Regions from separate parts of the Homo sapiens genome. Here region 1 is linked to region 2. Evidence: chromatin loops called from intact Hi-C (ENCODE). Cell type or tissue: heart right ventricle. All regions are shown on one strand. Each heading gives the region's core, and the rest is flanking DNA. Links, peaks and the distances in the headings are about the cores only.

Evidence for each region. Hi-C counts contacts between places; a loop is a spot of excess contacts. Peaks named below come from ENCODE experiments on the same cell type or tissue, not always from the same donor. Only the 100,000 strongest peaks of a DNase experiment are listed, where the experiment ranks them.
Region 1: it touches region 2 in a loop (9-fold over the local background); 1 of 110 quality-filtered maps calls a loop at or near these places.

What each region holds. Positions count from the first base shown.
Region 1 is chr14:63,296,059-63,306,722 of GRCh38, forward strand. No RefSeq gene overlaps it. Among named protein-coding and RNA genes, the nearest start is that of GPHB5, 18 kb to the right of the region's middle. RefSeq lists enhancers at 2,197-2,698, 2,699-3,198. In heart right ventricle, for the core only: no CTCF peak of the experiment used is centred there; no DNase peak of the experiment used is centred there.
Region 2 is chr14:63,244,125-63,254,788 of GRCh38, forward strand. The region is part of intron 1 of RHOJ (ras homolog family member J); the gene reads left to right. Among named protein-coding and RNA genes, the nearest start is that of RHOJ, 45 kb to the left of the region's middle. In heart right ventricle, for the core only: no CTCF peak of the experiment used is centred there; a DNase peak (open chromatin) is centred at 5,209; H3K27ac peaks cover 2,596 bases.

The sequences.
Region 1 (10,664 bases), core at 2,682-7,681, 52 kb after region 2:
AGCAGCACTTCAGCCATCAGAAGCTCCGCCGTGCTATTTTGAAGATCTCTTTCTGTTAGGGGACGAATGAGTCAAAGCGGGATTGGCTGCTCTGTGAAATGGTGAGATTCAAGTTCAACAATAGTTCTTGGCTTTGAAATTCCACTACCGGAAATTAGAGTAAAATCTGCACCATTAGTCTTGGTCACAATCTATGTTTTTGTCCTTAGAGGATATTATGTCAAAAAACTAGGGTTGCTTCAGTGTGTGCGTGTGTTTTAAATATGTTCTACTTTGATCATTTCATTTTGTTCTATGAGTTCTGCAGTGACTCAGAAGTTCCATGATACTATAACTGGAGTAATTTTGCTGTATTTTTAGCCATGTCCTCCAAGCCTCCCAGTATATGCTGTGATCTTTGCCAAACAGAATCTGATCAGTGTTACAGGGGAAATGATGTGTGAGGCTCTACAAGGAGAGGGTCTCCAGGGCCCACACCTGAGTCATGCCTTGAAGCAACCTCAGCACACTTAGCCTCCCAGTGATTCTGTGCAAGTCTGTCTCAATCTTTTGAGCTTATGTTAGTTCTTTGGGGGAAAAAAAATAGAAACAACTTCTGAATAGGGCAGTATGTTTGGGGCAGCTTTGTGAATACATATCTAAAATTACCTCCATTTGCCATTTTTTAAATCAATTTTTTTTCAAGCAATCAGATTCTTTTCTCCTAGAGGAGCTGTGGGCAAGAAAACTAATGAATTCTACATCCTTCTCATCACCTGGTTTAAATTGTTTTCTGCTCTGAGTAAACAGTAATTACTGTTTAAGTACATCTCAGCAGAATTTTATCCCAATTGCAACAGTTCATGTTCCTCCTAATGTAATCTCTGCAGAGGAAATGATCGTCAAGGGAAGCAGGCTGACCTGCTCACGGGATGGCGTTCTTACAATCTGCATCTTATGTAATGGTGATTCTGTGTGCCTGTGTCATAATTATTGGAATATTATTTTATGCTTTTTTTTTTTTGAGACGGAGTCTCGCTCTGTCGCCCAGGCTGGAGTGCAGTGGCACGATCTCAGCTCACTGCAAGCTCCCCTCCCAGGTTCACGCCATTCTGCCTCAGTCTCCCAAGTAGCTGGGACTACAGGTTCCCGCCACCACGCCCAGCTAATTTTTTTTTGTATTTTTAGTAGAGACGGGGTTTCACCGTATTAGCCAGGATGTTCTCAATCTTCCTGACCTTGTGATCCGCCCGCCTTGGCCTCCCAAAATGCTGGGATTACAGGCGTGAGCCACTGCACCCAGCCTATTCTATGCATTTTTTAACATTACAATTTATTTTGTGCCATGTTCTGACTTTTAAGTCATTAAATCGTCTTTTTTCTGTTCATATTTCTGGGAAATCTGAGGGTGTCTCCATCTGCCATTCCAGAAAATTGCCTTCTCCAGGCCTTTGTTAGAACAAGAAATTGTCCAGCCCCTTGTGACTCAAGATGTGGCCTGGGAACCAGCAGCGTCAGCATTACCTGGGAGCTACCAAGGACTGTGGAATTTCAGGCCCAGCCCAGACCTACTGAATCAGAATCTGCATTTTTAACAGGACCCCCAAGTGATTTGTATACACAGTGAAATAGGGGAAGTACTGGTCTCGGAGACAACCAAGTTCATCATCAGTCTTTATATCCAAACACATAGCTGCCTAATGAAGAACCATCAACTTAGCCTGTCTCTCAGATGCTACCTTTTGAGTGTTCCTTAGGCTAATATTTGAGTTGCTCACATTTACTGGATGAATAAAAGGGCTGTCAGAAGTCTTTTCTTTTTCTTGTCATGTGCTGCCCAGCTGCAGGAAAGGAATATGCATATTTTAGAATCAAAAGCAGAAAAGCAGCATCTGGTTTGCTAGATCTGCTAGATCTAAAGTACTTCTGTTCTGAAAGTCTTTTTCATGTTTATTAGGGTGAGAAAAAAGTGCTCCCCCAAAATTATTTTCCACGAAGACATAAGAAAGATTCAGGGTACATGAAGTTTTATAAACTCACAAAGTAAAGATAAAACAAATTTCTGAGGCATGAAACTTTTGATAGAGTTTCTGTCTTCATTGCTTAAAACACGGAACTCTAGATGACAGAATAAGGGTTGATTACAAACAACCTGTCCTCTAAACAGGACACAGATTCATGCCAGAGACTCATGTTGTTATTGCCTTAAGCACAGACCAGAGTTTTATTAACTTTCTAGACATATTTTTACTAAACATCACTGGGGACCATGCTTTGTTCTCCCTGCCCACACCCCACCCTGTGTACAAGAGCCCTTTAAAAATTGTACACAACCACATACAGCAGCCTATCCACTTATTCAAATCCTATTGTTGCTGATGAAGTCCTGAAGGCAAATCACACCTACCTTCAAACGAATCAAAAAAGAGCACAAGGACCACCTGTGCTCTTGTACCTGCAAATGGCCTAGCTAATTTTTTCATTAGGATGTCAGTGATTCGGTCCCACAATAAGGACCTGATAGCACTGTGCAGGTGCAGTCATTAAAGGCCCACCCCTTCTAGGAAGCACCAACCACCTCCCTCTTCCTGCAGCAGGCTTCACTTTCCACTTGCAGACACACGTCTGACGTTAGGACATTCAATCAGGTGTTCCTCATGCTCCAAGCAACTGGAACCCACCTGTGTTCCAAGATTACCTTTCAACTGAAAAGCTTTTAAAGGCCAGGCACAGTGGCTCACGCCTGTAATCCCAGCACTTTGAGAGGCCAAGGTGGGTAGATCACCTGAGGTGAGGAGTTCCAGACCAGCCTGGCCAACACAGCGAAACCCCATCTCTACTAAAATACAAAAATTAGCTGGGCATGGTGGCATGTGCCTGTAGTCCCAGCTACTTGGGAGGCTGAGACAGGACAGTGCTTGAACCCAGGAGGCAAGGGTTGCAGTGAGCCGAGATCGCACCACTGCACTCCAGCCTGGACGACAGAGTGAGACTCCATCTCAAAAAAAAAAAAAACACGCTTTTAAACTGGGACAGCTGTCACCTCTGGGAGCCACTCAGCTAGCCAAAGCAGCTAACATTCTTGGGTTTCAGCAAATCCCAAAACAGAATCTTACCAAAGATTATTTCTTTTTTTTTTTTTTTGGATGGAGTTTCACTCTTATCGCCCAGGCTGGAGTTCAATGGCGTTATCTCGGCTCACGGCAACCTCCATCTCCTGGGCTCAAGCGATTCTCCTGTCTCAGCCTCCCAAGTAGCTAGGATTACAGGCATGTATCACCACGCCCAGCTAATTTTGTCTTTTTTTAGTAGAGATGAGGTTTCTCCATGTTGGTCAGGCTGGTCTCGAACTCCTGACCTCAGGTGACCTGCCTGCCTCGGCTTCCCAAAGTACTGGGATTACAGATGTAAGCCACCGTGCCCAGCAGATTATTTCTCTTTATTGCAAATGTATCCCTGATTTCTTCCTTGTAACCACTGATGCAAGCAGCCAAAAGGGCTTCTACCACAAGGGCCTGCCTATCTTCCTACAGCCTGCCACAGCATGGCACCCCGCCCCAGCTACTTCCTTTCCCAGGCCACAAAGGAAAGTCTATTTTATCCTCTTCAAAAAAAATGAATGGGAGAAAACTGGTATCAACAATCCATTTGCCTCCAAGAATCCATTTACTTGTAATCTTAAAAATGTTTAATTCCCAGTGCCTTTTCTGTAGTGGTAAAATAAATTCCCCATCCAGGATAACTAAAGCCCTCTCTTCATTTGAATAAAAACATTTCTACTGAATTAGGCACATTGAAATGATCACATCCTGAAGGAGAGAACCCTCCCTGCCCTGCCCTTGCTCAGAACCCACACATTCTCCTTGCCTTGTCTGCAGCGTAGAGGTTGGCATGGGTAAATTTATGGTACATTAGTTCCTTTCGGCTTTGTCCTGAAGTTGGCTCAGATTTTGTTAATGCTGAAATTTGCAGCTGAATTCAGTTGGACTTTGCTTCTCATTAATGAGTTGACATTGCAGTGGGGAGATGTTTCAGCATTTGCTCCTTGAGCTTGCTCAAGCAGGAGCCAAAAGCTGAACAAGATCTTCCTCTTAAAAACATGTCCAACATATTTTAAAATGCTGGATAGTTTAATTCCACTCAGTAAAACTGGTCCCCCAAAATATTTTAATTTTGATATGCAGATTCCAAGAAGAAATGGAAGATGGGAGGTTCAAAACAGTCTGGAAGCTTAGATCGTCTGACTTTGACGGCTCACTCCTCCATGTTGGGTCACCTGAAGAAATTTTTTTTTTTTTAAACAGAGTCTCACCCTGTTGCCCAGGCTGGAGTGCAATGGTGTGATCTCAGTTCACTGCAACCTCTGCCTCCGACGTTCAAGCGATTCTCCTGCCTCACCCTCCCAAGTAGCTGGGACTACAGGCATGTGCCACCACAGCCGGCTAATTTTTGTATTTTTGGTAGAGACAGGGTTTCACCATGTTGGCCAGGCTGATCTTGAACTCCTGATCTCAAGTGATCTGCCTGCCTCGGCCTCCCAAAGTGCTGGGATCACAAGCATGAGCCACCGTGCCAAGCCATCACCTGAATAATCTTTACGTGAGCAACACAGTAAAACCAAGAAAGCATGATCTGTTCATGCATTTCATGTAGAAAGAACTTGCAAACTAACAGGATAAAATTTTTATTTTAAGTGCATAATTCTGTATGTATATACTTCCTCGAGATAATAACTATTAATAGTTCATCAATATCCCTTATTGTGTATGTGTACAGTTTATTTTCAGTGAATAAATGCTCTTTCAAACAATTTTAACTCACATTTGCAACTTGGAGATAGTCACATTTATTCCTTGCTTGTAATTCTTTGAAATTACCAAAAGAAAACTACTATTCTTAGTATTATTGATATTCTTTATTAAAATAAAATGTTTTTTGTCTTTTAGCGAATGTCTGTTTGTTTGGTGTTGTCAGGGGCGTGGATAAGGAGGTGTTTGTATTTTTGGCTTTGCATGACTTTCCAAAGCCCCAGTGGCTCACAATCAAGGTCAAAGCATATAACTAACTGTTCTTGTGTATCAGGAAGCCTTTATTAAAAAAACTCAATTATTTAGTATGCTAAAGAAATTGTACAGCCAGAGGAACTTAGGGTCAAATATAAATCCAAAGAGCTTGGAAAGGTTTACTTTATTTCTGATAATGAGGACCTGGAAAAGAGAATAGAATAATCCCTCTACATTTCTTAACATTGGAGACAAATCCCTGCCTTACATTGCCAATTACAGTGCTTTACACCTGCTCCCCTTATTTTCTCATCCTTCCCTAGTTCTTGTCCCAGATATCACCTGCTCAGAAAGCTTCAGTACCCTCTTCAGACACTCTAGGATCACAACCACAAGCCTCTAAGCCTACTAGACTTCCCTGTATACAATTCCAGACAATCCCATTCATTAAACCAACGGATTGCCTGAGCCTTGAGCCTGGGAAGTCAAGGCTGCATTGAGCCAAGATCGTGCTACTGCACCCCAGCCTTGGTGACAGAGAGAAACACTGTTTCAAAATTAAAAAGCTCCCACTGAAAAATAAAATTCCAGGAAATTCCCCTTTTTACCATTTATTAGCTACAAAGTAACACACTTCTGATTCTAACAGACCCTCTGAATGAAGCGGACTGCTCCTGCAGGACCCAGGAGACCCCCCCAAAACTGTGAGTGCCCCAACTGTGGAAGGGGGAAAGGGAAACCCTCCTCTCCTGAACACACACCTGCACTGGAGAAGATGAAGGTCTGTTTGCTGGAAAAGTTTCCAACTTTACCAGAAGCTGAGTCAATTTGGAAAGCCAAGGGAAATACAGGGGTACAGGAAGAAGCAGAAAGGCCCTGGGAGCTCGCTGGGTCCCCAAGCAGCCCATTCCTGCATGGCACCACAGGGATCCATCAGGAGGGTGGCCAGAGGAGCAGGGGGTAAAACTCCACAGGAAGAAGGAATTGTCTAGCTGAACTTTGTAACAGTTTGGACTCTGTGAGAAGCCTCCTGGCCAGAACTCAGGGGAAGACGCAAATCCGGTGTCCAGACTCCACAGGCCGGGGAAGAACCAAGCCCTTTTCTTTGGAAGCTGGGAGGCAGATAGCCTGGGGCAGGTTTTCAAGCCCAGATTCCCCTCTGCCTGGAAACGGTCTGGGGGGCTGTTGGGTGGGAGGGCACGGTGGGAGTGAGACAGATTGTTTGGTTTGCGTGGGAGCTGCATGAGGCCTGTGACGGCTGACTTTCCCCCACTTCCCTGACAACCGGCAAGACACAGCAGAGGCAGCCATAATCCTCCTGGGTACACAACTCCAGTGGCCTGGGAATCTCACCCCCATCCCCCACAGCAGCAGCAGCAGCAAGACCTGACCAAGAGTCTGAGCTCAGACATGCCTAGCCCTGCCCCCACCTGATGGTCCTTCCCTACCCACCCTGGTAGCAGACGATAAAGGGCATATAATCTTGGGAGTTCTAGGGCCCTGCCCCCCACCAGTCATCCCCATAATACTATAGCTGATGCTCTCTGGAAAGTACCACCTCCTGGCAGGAGGCCGACCAGCACAAAAATAGAACATTAAACCACCAAAGCTAAGAACCTTCATGGAGGCGAGATTTCCTTGAGAGGTGATTCTAGTTAGCTATTGGGGGTGGTGGGGAGAGAGAGAGAGAGAGAGAGAGAGAAAATTTATTCCAGGCAGAAAACACCACATATAGACAAGTAGAAGAAAGAAATTCAGAGCTCAAAGACAAGGTGTTCGAATTAACCCAATCCAACAAAGACAAAGAAAAAAGAATAAGAAAATATGAACAAAGCCTCCAAGATGGCTGGGATTATGTTAAACAACCAAACCTAAGAATAATTGGTATTCCTGAAGAAGAAGGTAATTCTAAAAGCTTGGAAAACATACTTGTGGGAATAATCGATGCAAACTTCCCTGGTCATGCTAGAGACCTAGACATCCAAATACAAGAAGCACAAAGAACATCCAGGAAATTCATAACAAAAAGATCTTCACCTGTAATTCCAGCACTTTGGGAGGCCGAGGCAGGCAGATCATGAGGTCAGGAGATCGAGACCATCCTGGCTAACACAGTGAAACTCCATCTCTAATAAAAATACAAAAGAAAATTAGCCAGGTGTGGTGGCGGGCACCTGTAGTCCCAGCTACTTGGGAGGCTGAGACAGGAGAATGGTGTGAACCCGGGAGGCAGAGCTTGCAGTGAGCCGAGATTGCGCCACTGCACTGCAGCCTGGGCGACAGAGCAAGACTCCATTTCAAAAAAAAAAAAAAAAAAAATCTTCACCTAGGTACATTGCCATCAGGTTATCCAAAGTTAAGACGAAGGAAAAAAATGTTAAGAGCTGTGACACAGAAGCACCTATCAGATTAACAGCAGATTTCTCAGCAGAAACCCTACAAGCTAGAAGAGATTGGGGCCCTATCTTCAGCCTCCTCAAACAAAACAATTATCAGCCAAGGATTTTGTATCCAGCGAAACTAAGCATCATATATGAAGCAAAGATACAGTCATTTTCAGACAAATAAATGCTGAGAGAATTCGCCATTACCAAGCCACCACTACAAGAATTGCTATGCTAAAAGGAGCTCTAAATCTTGAAACAAATCCTGGAAACACATCAAAGCAGAACCTCTTTAAAGCATAAACCACACAAGACCTGTAAAGCAAAAATACAAGTTAAAAAGCAAAAACAAAACAAAAAAAAAAAACAAAGTAGACAGGCAACAAAGAGCATGATGAATGCAACAGTACCTCACATTTCAATACTAACATCGAATGTAAATGGCCTAAATGCTCCATTTAAAAGATATGGAACCACAGAATGGATAAGAACTCACCAACCATCTACTGCCTTCAGGAGACTCACCTAGCACATAAGGACTCACATAAACTTAAAGTAAAGGGGAGGAAAAAGGCATTTCATGAAAATGGACACCAAAAGTGAGCAGGAGTAGCAATTCTTATATCAGAAAAACAAACTTTAAAGCCACAGCAGTTAAAAGAGACAAAGAGGGACATTATATAATGGTAAAAGGCCTTGTCCAACAGGAAAATATCACAATTCTAAACATATATGCACCTAACACTGGAGCTCCCAAATTTATAAGACAATTACTAATGAACTTAAGAAATGAGATAGACAGCAACACAATAATAGTGGGGACTTCAGTACTCTACTAACAGCACTAGACAGGTCATCAAGACAGAAAGTTAACAAAGAAACAATAGATTTAAACTATACCTTGGAACAAATGGACTTCACAGATATATACAGAACATTACCATCCAATAACCACAGAATACGCATTCTATTCAACAGTGCATGGAACTTTCTCCAAGATCGACCATATGATAGGCCATAAAACAAGCCTCAATAAATTTAAGAAAATTGAAATTATATCAAGCACTCTCCCAGACCACAGTGGAATAAAACTGGAAATCAACTCCAAAAGGAAGCTTCAAAACCATGAAAATACATGGAAATTAAATAACCTTCTCCTGAATGAGCGTTGGGTCAAAAACGAAATCAACATTGAAATTTAAAAATTCTTCAAACTGAACGACAATAATGACACAACCTATCAAAACCTCTGGGATACAGCAAAGGCAGTGCTAAGAGGAAAGTTCATAGCCCTAAACGCCTTCATCACAAAGACTGAAACAGCACAAACTGACATTCTAAGGTCACACCTCAAGGAACTAGAGAAACAAGAACAAACCAAACTCAAACCCCGCAGAAGAAAGGAAATAACCAAGGCCAGAGCAGAACTAAATGAAATTGAAACAAAAATAAATACAAAAGATAAATGAAACAAAAAGCAGGTTCTTTGAAAAGATAAATAAAATTGATAGACCATTAGCAAGATTAACCAAGAAGGAAGAGAAAAAATCCAAATAACCTCACTAAGAAACAAAACAGGAGATATTACAACTGACACCACTGAAATACAAAAGATCATTCAAGGCTACTATGAACACCTTTACTCACATAAACTAGAAAACCTAGAAGAGATGGATAAATTCCTGGAAAAATACAACCCTCCTAGGTAAATCACCAAAGAATTAGATACCCTGAACAGACCAACAACAAGCAGCAAGACTGAAATAAATGGTAATCTAAAAATTACCAACAAAAAAAGTACAGGACCAAATGGATTCACAGCAGAATTCTACCAGACATTCAAAAAATTGGTACCAATCCTTTTGACGGTATTCCACAAGATAGAGAAAGAAGGAACCCTCCATAATTCATTCAATGAAGCCAACATCACCCTAATACCAAAACCAAGAAAGGACCTAACCAAAAAACTAAACTACAGACCGATATCCTTGATGAATGTAGATGCTAAGATCCTTAACAAAATACTTGCTAACTGAATCCAACAAAAAGATTATCAAAAAGGTAATCCACAATGATCAAGTGGGTTTCATACGAGGGATGGTTTAATATACACAAGTCAATAAATGTGATACACCACATAAACAGAATTAAAAACAAAAATCACATGATCATCTCAATAGATGCAGAAAAAGCATTCAGCAAAATTCAGAATCACTTTACGATTAAAACTCTCAGCAAAATCAGCATAAAAGGGACATGCCTTAATGTAATAAAAGCCATCTATGACAAACTCACAGCCAACATAATACTGAATGGGGAAAAGTTGAAAGCATTCCCTCTGAGAACTGGAAAAAGACAAGGACGCCCACTCTCACCACTCCTCTTCAACACAGCACTGGAAGTCCTAGCCAGAGCAATCAGACAAGAGAAAAAATAAAGGGCATCCAAATCGGTAAAGAGGAAGTCAAACTGTCACTGTTTGCTGACGATATGATTGTTTACCTTGAAAACCCTAAGTCCTCCTCCAGAAAGTTCCTAGAACTGATAAAAAAAATTCAGCAAAGTTTCCAGATACAAGATTAATGTACACTAGTCAGTAGCTCTTCTATACACCAACAGCGACCAAGTGGAGAATCAAATAAAAAACTCAACCCCTTTTACAATAGCTGCAAAAGAAAGAAAAAAAAAAGGAAACTTAGGAATATACCTAACAAAGGATTCGAAAGACCTCTACAAGGAAAACTACAAAACACTGCTGAAAGAAATCATAGATGACACAAAAAAATGGAAACACATCCCATGCTCATGGATGGGTAGACTCAATAGTGTGAAAATGACCATACTGCCAAAAGCAATCTACAAATTCAATGCAATCCCCATCAAAATACCACCATCACTCTTCACAGAATTAGAAAAAACCATTCTAAAATTCATATGGAACCAAAACAGAGCCCGCATAGCCAAAGCAAGACTAAGCAAAAAGAACAAATCTGGAGGTGTCTGATCTCAACTATCTCACCTAGGTACATTGTCATCAGGTTATCCAAAGTTAAGACGGAGGAAAAAAATCTTAAGAGCTGTGAGACAGAAGCAACTATCTGATCTCAAACTCTACTGTAAGGCCATAGTCACCAAAACAGCGTGGTACTGGTGCAAAAATAGGCACAAAGACCAAGAGGACAGAATAGAGAACCCAGAAATAAACCCAAATACTTACAGCCAACTGACCTTCAACAAAGCAAACAAAAACATAAAGTGGAGAAAGGACACCCTTTTCAACAAATGGTGCTGGGATAAT
Region 2 (10,664 bases), core at 2,758-7,757:
TCATAGATTTGTTGGGAGGAAGACGTACGATACAACATGCTCAGAAAAATTTGTTGGCAGTTGGCATATTGCAAGAAGGCAATAAATTTTAGCTGCTATTGTTGCTATTATTGTTGTTTGTGAAGCTATTGAGAACATTATCAAAAAAAGGTAATGTTCTGGCCGGGTGTGGTGGCTCATGCATGTAATCCCAGCACTTTGGGAGGCTGAGGCAGGCAGATCACCTGAGGTCAAGAGTTCGAGACCAGCCTGACCAACATGGAGAAACACCATCTCTACTAAAAATACAAAAAAAAAAAAAAATTAGCCAGGCGTGGTGGCACATACCTGTAATCCCAGATACTTGGGAAGGCTGAGGCAGCAGAATCGCTTGAACTCGGGAGGCAAAGGTTGTGGTGAGCCGAGATCACGCCATTGCACTCTAGCCTGGGCAACAAGAGCAAAACTCTGTCTAAAACAAAACAAAAAGGGTAACGTTCTGTTGAAAATTGTCATCTTTGAAAATTAGTAATGGCTACCATTTTTAAACACCCATCAAATCTCAAGCATTACATTAGTGATATTTAGACACATTATCTCTAATCCTTGCAAGAATAACACAAAAGTATTAAGATACCAATTTCAAAAACAAGAAAACTGAGACTGAAATACATTAAATAATTTGCCCAAGGTCATAGAACTACTTAAAAATTAATTTTCAACAAATAAATAAAGGAGTTCTCAGGTAGGCAAAGGCTTAGTTTTGATGTCATTATTCTTGTCTCTGATTGTGTCCACTCACACATGGGTATTTGTGTGTACACACGTGTGTTCACACACTCCAAAAGCAGCACAGCATATTGAAAACTGTATGAGCTTTGGAGTTCAACAAACATGAATTTACACACAGTGTCCAGGGCTTGCTGGCTATATGACCCTCTCTGCATATCACTGTCTTTAACTGTAGAAGTTGCTGAATAACTAAAATCCAAACATTCCCTCATCCTCAATCATATATTTGGAAATATTAAACCCAAAGTGTTTCCATCTTGTTCTAAAAAACTCTGTAAGCATCAGGGTACTGAAGCAACTTCAACTCTTTCAGTGCTGTTGTGTCTGAGCATTACTACATTTTAGTTATCACATACAAACTCATAATAGAAAAGATGTTCAAGATTGTCTTGCTTCATTAAAAAAAAAAGGCAGAAAACACAACTGACTACATCAATACACAGGGTATACTATTTAAAAAATTCTCTTGGCCGGGTGCACTGGCTCACACCTGTAATCCCATACTTTAGGAGGCTGAGGAGGCAGGAGAATGACTTGAGGCCAGGAGTTTGAGACCACCATGGACACCATGCAACATAGCAAGACCCCATCTCTATTAAAAATTTAAAAATTAGCCAGACATGGTGATACATGACTGTAATCCTAGCTACCTGGCAGGGGGCTGAGGAGGGAGGATCACTTAAGCCCAGGAGTTTGAGACCGCAGTGAGCTATGATTGTGCCACTGTACTCCAGGATGACAGAGCAAGACCCTGTCTCAAAAAAAGAAAAAAAGGGGAGTGGAGGGGTTATAACTGTACAAATCTGATCTTAGACCAATGTATAAATCTGGAACTATGATCTCTTTGTTGGTAAATGCTTACAAACTGAAGGGTCTGGGACACTGCAAAAATCCTTAACTAACCATGGATGCTACTCGATAGAAGACGTCCACAGGTGCAGTGGCCCAGGCCATCAGAGTCATCAGAAGAAGGGGGTGATTAGAGCCCAAGCTTTGAATTCACACAGACCTGAATTCTAATCCTGGCTCTGTCACCTATTAATCAGGTAATGGATGTTATTATTAGATGATTTATGACCTTGTCATAAACCCAAAGGAGACTCCATAGTGCAAGGATTCCTGGTGTTTCAAAGACCCGGCTTAGGAGTCTCCTGATTCCCCTCCTCCACCCCAGCTGTCTCCTGGCAACAACCCAGGTTGCTGGGCCAAGCTCCAGAGAAGGGCACAACCCCATGTCTGGTTCCCATCACCTTCTTAACTACTCACTTTCTCCCTCCTCTCTCTCACATCCTCTCTACTCACCACTCATTTCTAACCCACTACCTTTCACTACAGTCTTGGAAATATTTCTCTCTTAATCTCAGGCAATTTCTTTTCCCTCCCATTTCATGTATAAGTAAACAGCACAACCTACAACAAAAACAAAGATAAAAATTAAAAGTCTAGAGTGTTCAGGGAAATTGGGCTTAATAATAATAAGCATCCAGAGGTTTTCTTCGGAATCTCTATAAAAACCACATCGTAGGTAAAGCCTGGACTTTGAAACCAGACAAACTGGTGTTCTATTCTCAGCTCCAACTCTTACCACTACTGTGTTCTTGGAAAAATTACAAAACCTGAGACTCTTTTTTTCCTGTACTATTAAAGTAAGAAATTAATGAGATAATTCACATAAAGCACTTGGTACAGTGCCTACAAGGTAAGCATGCCATGAACATTAGCTATTATTCATATGATTCTCTCTCTCCTCCTATTTCTTGCACCTTGTTTTTCTTTGACCACTAGGATTGAAAATAAAATTTTCACAATTTTTTCAAGGTAACAGTATGTAGAGTAAGAAAACCTTCTGTTTTGCTATATATTTATAAGAAGTCAGCTTTACTGTGCACTATTGTGAGCCAGCCTAGGAATCTAAACGTAGAAGTGACGAGGAATGGAGGGTGGGCAGCTAAATATATTCCAGGTTCCAAATTCAGCTTGACAAACTAGATCACAACCTGTTTACAGGTTTATGAGAGGGGGCTTCAGAGTCAGCCCTTAGTGGAAATAGGGCTTTAATTCATTAATTCATTAATCCATTTTAACTGTTCCCCACATTCTTACCCAGCTCCATTTTACAGATTTTGAGACAGAACTGGAAGGGGATTCAGAACAAGTCTGGAATCAGAAAGACATGGAGCTAGGCTGGGAGGCTTCTAGGAGAGAAAGGAATCTTGGCCTTGATCTTGGGTGAAGAATGAAGAATGGAGTAGCCAGAGCAAAGACTAAGAAAAAGTTGGTAGAATTGTGTTGAAATAATACACAAGTTTTCTCAGTGTAAACAGTAAGTAGTATGTGGGCTCTTTTGACCCTCAACAAGTCCCTTAAGCAATGAACTTGGAAGAACAGCCTTCTAGAACAGCACCTCCAGTGGTGTTTCCCTGCTCACCAAATGTATCTGAGCTTTCAAAGCATGGAATTTGAAATTAAAACCTTTCTTTTCAGGCTACCCTCTTTTCATCATTCTTCCATTTCTACTTTTCTCTTTCCTGTAGCCCTACAATCTAGTGTGTTCTAGTGAGTAGGTGAAAAAAAATATACAGAAAAAATAAAGAAACTATAATCTTAGAAGAAATGATGGACATTTTCATTGTAAATTCTCTTGGAAGAGACTACTAAGTTTCTATTAACAAATGCAAACTATCCTTATTCCCACTTATGAAAGTAAATTGTCTCCTTCTCATATTTGAATGTGCCCTTGGGTAGAATAATGATAGGGGCATCATCATGGCTTTTGGTAGGATCTGTTTTGCCTTCTTCTCACCTATTGGTTATGTGTGAAATAAGATAAATTCCTCATATAATGTATAGCCCCTAATCAAGTATTGTATTAGTCTGTTTTCATGCTGCTAATAAAGACATACCCAAGACTGGGTAATTTAAAAAGAAAAAGAGGTTTAATGGACTCACCGTTCCACTAACCGGGGAGGCCTCACAATCATGGCAGAAGGCAAAGGGCATGTTTTACATGGCAGCAGGCAAGACAGAGAATAAGAGCCAAGTGAAAAGGGAAACGCCTTATAAAACCATCAGATCTCATGAGACTTATTCACTACCATGAAAACAGTATGGGGGAAACTGCCCCCATAAATCAATTATCACCCACTGGGTCCCTCTCACAACATGTGGGAATTGTGGGAGCTACAGTTCAAGATGAGATTTGGGTGGGGACACGGCCAAACCATATTAAGTATCATATTAATAAATTAAGATATGGATCTTTGACTAGGTGTGTTAGTCTTGAGTAGTGTATCAAAACATATACATATTTTCTTTTATAATACAGTAATTCTATAAATTCAAATGGGGGCAAAATTTTGATAATTTATGTCAAGGCAAATGCAACTAAAAGAAGTGGAACATTTGTAGAGCTAAAGAAATAATAAAATACTCAAGTTTTGGAACTCCTTGACTTACATGCCTTAAATCTGAGTCAGACTTCCCTAGATACCAGTGTTATGGAAAAAAGAATTTGCTCCCTCCCATCCATTCCACTGCCAGATTTATTATTTATTATAGCTCTTTTCCATTTTAGCTCCCTTTGTCATTCTAAGGTATCCAGAAGGGAATTCCATATTTTACTATTTCGAGTAGATTTCAGAGACAGAAAAAATGATGGGAATTTGGCCCTTAATAGAATGGTCTTTTCTTCTGCAATTATATAAACTCAATACTGATTTATATTTCCTAACATTGCTGTCTTTCCTCTGTTTACCATTCATTTATTTAACAAACATTTATTGGCATGGTGGAGCCACAGAATGAACAAGGCAGACACAGTCCCTTTAACACTACAAGTTACAGGGTTAGTCCTAGCTTCAGATGAAGCTTTAAACATCACTCATATGACATCTTTCAGCCCTGCCTTCTCAGGGTTGCTTCCATTCTCAGATAGATTTCTTTTCACAGTTCCCAGATGGCTCCCAGCAGCTCCTGGAGCTGCCTCCTTACTTATGCACTACTAGTCAGAAAGAGGAACCATTCCCCACTTCCCCCGCATCTCCACCCTCACTCAAAGAAAGGACCTAGACTTGAGTATTGTTGGTCCCAATTGGTCTGACTCAGGTCATGTACCAGTGCCTAAGCAATCAATGTGATCAAGGACATGGGATATACAACAGGTTTAAACTCATCAGAGCCCATTCTTGCAAACAGTCAGAGCCCACTGCATATGGCTGAGAAGCTCAGGGCACTTCTAGGAAAGAAAAGAAGGCATGAAATTGATGCTGGAAGGAACAAGACATGTCCACTGAAGTCCCTGTCCTTACAGAGCAAAAAGCTTCTAAAGAGTTGGCAGAATAATGGGAACTCACCAACCCTACACACACATGAATCATTTCTGATAGATGAGGGCTAACAAGTGCATAGTCTTGGGAATCTTCCCACAGCAACAGGATGCAGTCCAAGTGTTCTGTTAAAAACTACCACCGAGCAGCCAGCATATGCTCAACACTGCTGGCCTCTGGCAGTGATTTAGAGGTGAAACCTTTTGTGTCCAATTAGTCTACGCCTTGACTCATGCAGTGCCTAAGAATTCACCTTTATTTATGAAGTTCAGGGTCTCAGATAAATTTGACAAGAGCTGCTGAAAGTTCAAGTGTTTGCAAGGATATTAGTTTTCTCATTTAATCATAATTTAATTTTGATTAACAAGTGGACCTAGTTAGAGAAAACTGAAAATAGCTCCATTTGAACCTCATGTTAGTAGAAATATTCCTTCTCAATCTTGTTTTCCACCTTGAATGCTGGATTTATTTCTAAGCTTATATGTTATACCTCATCAATCTAATGCTCTAAGTCAGTGGTTCTCATCCTCGGCCACTTGGGGAGCTTTAAGAAATATGAATACCTAGGTCTCAACCCCAAAACATCAATGCCTGGATATCGATAGATTCTGTTGTAATTGGTCCAGGGTGCAACCAAGGTTAAGAACCACTGCTCTTAGTAGAACCACGTTAGAGACAAAGATAATGTCTCCTAGGAAGCATGTCAAATTTGCACAAGCAACAAATTTAAATGCTGTAGCCAGTTAGGAAACAGTTAAAGTTGACCCAGGATTAAATCAAATTTGGAAATAGGGGGAAATGTTCTCCACATGGACAGCAAGTCACCCATTTGTGCATGCTTTTGCCCCAGCTAGACACATCTCCCACATCTCTACTGCTACCACCTGGTCTAAGCTACCATCATCTTTTCCCTGGGCCACTGTAATATGCTCCCAAGCTATAAAATATAAAAGCTCTGCAGGCCATTATCTGCTTACTCCCCTCATTCACTACACTCCAGCCATATTGACCTTTCTTTTTGTTTGTTTGTTTTGTTTTGTTTGAGACAGGGCCTCACTCTGTCATCCAGGCTGGAGTACAGTGGCCCGAACATGGCTCACTGCAGCCTTAACCACCCAGGCTCAAGTGATCCTCCCACCTCCTGAGCAGCTGGAACTACAGGTACATGCCACCACGCCCTGCTAATCTTTGTAATTTTTGTAGAGATAGGGTTTTGCCATGTTGCCCAAGCTGGTCTCAAACTCTTAGGCTCAAGCGATCTGCCCACCTTGGCCTCCCCAAAGTGCTGGGATTACAAGCGTGAGCTACTGCGCCTGGCCTCACATCTTTCCCATCTCAGGACCTCTGTATGTGTTTTTTCCTCTGCCTAGAATGTCCCCCCATACACACACACACAAATACACCAGGACTTTTTTCCACTATGCACACAAACACTGTGCTTGCACACTCAACTTACTGCTCAGGGCTCAGTTTCAATGTCACTTCTTCAAAGGGGTTGTCCCTGACCCCTAATCTAAAGTGAGCCTCTAGAGGCTGGGTGCGGTGGCTCACACCTGTAATTCCAGCACTTTGGGAGACCAAGGTAGGCAGATCACTTGAGGTCAGGAGTTCCAGATCAGCCTCGCCAATATGGAGAAACCCCATCTCTACCAAAAATACAAAAAATTAGCTGGGCGTGATGGCAGGTGCCTGTAATCCCAGCTACTTAGGAGGCTCAGGCAGAAGAATCGCTTGAACCTGAGAGGGAGTGGCTGCAGTGAGCCAAGATTTCACCATTGCACTCCAGCCTGGGCAACAAGTGAAACTCCGTCTCAAAAATAAATAATTAATTAATTAATTTAAAAAATTAAAAAGTTAAAAAAATCAACTGAGCCTCCTGTTTTACATTCCCCTTGAGTCCTGTTTTATATTTTCCTAGCAAGGGGTTATTTGTACAGTATCTGGCTCCCCTTCCAAACTATAAGCTCCCTGAAGGCAAGGATAATTCTGTTTTCTTCACCCATGGATGCCCTAGCACCCAGCTTTGCCCCTGGTCCATAGTAGATTCTCAATACATAATTATTAAGTGTAAAGAAAAGAAGTATGTTTTATTGTACCACTTCCTTAAACTGAAGGACATTGTAAGAAATGGCTTCTGAAGTATATAGCCATAGTTACTCAAGATCACATTTAGAACCTTGTTCACTACATTATTGTAAGTCTTCTCTTTACAAAAACCCATAGAAAAGAATTTTTCACAGTCTCAATTCTAGAAATAGTGTTTTTCCTGAGAGAGGAACACAAGCCTAAGCTTCAACAAGCTCTCTGCAGACAAACCCAAAGAGAAAGGGGAAGGTGCTGAGCAATGCATACCCAGTTACTGCTCCCAGATTTACCAATCAGATGATTCTCTCACTCCACTGGGGGCATTCAAGCCAAGTGTGTTGACCCTAAGTGATTTCCGTCACATGGAAATATTACGTCAAGGGAAAGGAGGTCCTCTCTCCCAAACATCATTGACTTAATAACATTTATTTAGTAAGTATTTTATAAGATAAAGTCTCTATTCATTTTCTACTGCTTCTGTAACAAATTACCACAACTTATTATTATCTTATAATTTTGGAGGTCAAAAGTCCAAAATGTCACAGTGGGTCACGCCTGTAATCCCAGCACTTTGGGAGGCCGAGGCAGGCTGATCACTTGAGGCCAAGAGTTCAAAACCAGCCTGGTCATCATGGCAAAATCCCATCTCTACTAAAAATACAAAACTTAGCCGGGCTTGGTGGTGCACGAGAATCACCCGAACCCAGGAGGCAGAGGTTGCAGTGAGCCGAGATCACGCCACTGTACTCCAGCCTGGGCAACAGAGAGAAACTCTGTCTCAAAAATAAATAAATAAATAGAGTCCAAAATGTGTTTCACTAGACTCAAATCAAGGAGCCAGCAGACCTGCATTCCTACAGGCTCCAGGGGAGAATTCATTCCTTGCCTTTCCCAGTGTCTAGAGGCTGCCTGGCTCATGAGCCCTTCCACAGCACCTCAACCTCTGCTTCTATTCTGACATCATCTTCTCTGACAGGTTCCAGGAACTAGGATGTGGGCATCTTTGGGGGACCATTATTCCACCTACAATAGTTATGTCAAATAATTAGAGGTCTGTGGATAAGCCAAGGTATATATTTATGATGTGATTAAAACCATATCCAAGAACTGTCTACTGATTCAGTATCCGGTATCATCCATTCAGACCAGTTCATGAATTCAAACAGTTCAGCCCAAAGACATGATATAAAATACTTTTCATCCTGAAAAAGTAGCCCAGGGATATTTTCAAAACGTTGTTTTAACCCCAAGAAAAACATCCTTCCTAATCAATAGTCCTCTAGTGTGCAGCTGTGATGAAAGAAGATCTTGTTATTCCTCCTGCCTAGAATTTACTACTATCTTTGTTGTCCCCCAATCCCCCATACCCCTGACTCTCACTCCTAGCCATCTCCTAATCTTCTCCCTCACTCCTCCATGCCTTCCCAAAAAGGCAACAGCATCAGGAAAGGGACATGAAAATGGAATAAGATATATCTCTTTTTTCTTTAAGAGATGGGGTATCATTATGTTGCCCAGGCTATTCACAAACTCCTAGCCTCAAGCAACCCTCCCACTTCGGCCTTCCCAGTAACTGGGACTACAGGCATGAGCCTCCACACCTGATAGAAGCACCTCTTAAGAATAGGAACATGAAGATGAGATCATTTCTAACAGACAAATTACAAAATTCTCTGTAACTATTTAGGTTGGCATTTGGCTGGATTTTTAGACAATTTTTCTAGCTTTCCTTCTAGCCCTGAATCTGTATAGAAATTGTTTATATCACTTGCCTATTCTTTCTTTTCTTATAAACTCTTAAAGATGAAGGCCTCTATCATTCTCAAGGTCATGCAAGGGGTCATTCAATAGATACATGTCTGTTATCGGTCCTGAGCCTAAGGCTGTCATTTGCACATGCCAACTCCTAGTTCCTCCATCTGCTAAAAGTACACTTCCCTGAATGCTTTGAAAGCATATAGGCTTTAGATAATTTTTTTTAGAGGCAGGGTCTTACTCTGTCACCCAGACTGCAGTGCAATGGTGCAATCATAGCTCACTATAACGTCAAACTCCTGGGTTAAAGAATCACCTGCCTCAGCTTCCCAAGTAGCTAATTTTTTTTTTTTTAGAGATGGGGTTTCACTATGTTGCCCAGGCTGTCTCAAACTCCTGGCCTCAAGTGATCCTCCTGCCTTGGCCTCCCAAAGTGCCGGGATTGCAGGCATGAGATACTGTACCTGGCCCCTAGATAAAATTTGAAATCATTTGCTTAGTTATTTTCTTGTATTCATCTAGGACACTTCCCCCTCCTTACCTATCTCTGCTTTCCTCCAGCCATTTCTATTTTTAGGCAGGTTAGCACTTATTGATTTGTAAGGCTACTCCCTTCTTACTGTTTCTAAGATCATATGACAAAAACAACTAGTTACAAATGCCATGGTCAAAGAGCAGAAGATCTGATCCTTGCAGCACAGTCTAAAAGAGAACATTTTTTGTTGACTGGTAGAGGGTCAACCAATGTGATAGTTAAAAACACACACACACTGCTTGAGTTTGTCTCAGGAGGTATGGCTAATATCCATTTATTTTCACTAATTCTTAAGTCTGGAACGTAACTAGCAGGTATGTTCTGTTTTTTTCTCTGTCTCTTCGCTGGGAGTCAGATTTGGAAGCAGAGTCACTGCAGCTCTAGAACTGTCCCTGACAGTGTTCCCAGGCAGCACAGTGGTTGGAGTGATGGTAGAGCCAGCCGCTTGTGGAGGTGGGGGTCAAGGTCTTGAGCTGATCCCCCAGGACCTGAAATTGACAACTGCAATGGCTGCCTTATGTCACACAGGACCGGATCAGCATTGTCTCGGCTGTCAGTGCTGGGAACTGGCCAAACACTCCATCACTGTCTATCTTGGAGTGAGCCCAAGCCATGGGCTCAATAGCCTTCCTTATTTTCTAGAATTGATCAGTTTCAATTCAACAACTGGGTCTCCTGGCATGCACACCAGAAAGTATCACCGTGGCCTTCTGCTATGATTTCCTGGGTGCTGGGAAAGCTACAAGACTCCACAACTCACTTCCAGTCCACCAGATGCTCCTGAGATCCCTAGCAGAGCTTTATCCGTTTGATGTGATCCCCTGAGAAATGTATGTGCTCCTGGGGGAGGGGGGCATTTAAGCCATCCATTCATTCAGCAAACCTCGTTGATTGAATACTCATTACTTGCAAGGCACGGTGCTGGGCCTTAGAGGCTTCTCTTTGCCTGTAAGGAGTTCACAGTCCAGTCAGCTATTAAGCATTTGTAGTAGCTCATTGTGTGGGGGAAAAAAGAAAATTGGATAGATTTTAGTCAAGGAGAAGAGAGAAGCGGGATACCAATTTCCAAGGCTAGGGAGGAGAAAGCAGGGAAAGCGGAGCTCACCCAGAGAAGATAAACATGTGCAACTTCCCCAGCTGCTCCTAAAGCCATGCCCACACAGGCTGCCATGGTAGACAGATGGACAGATGGA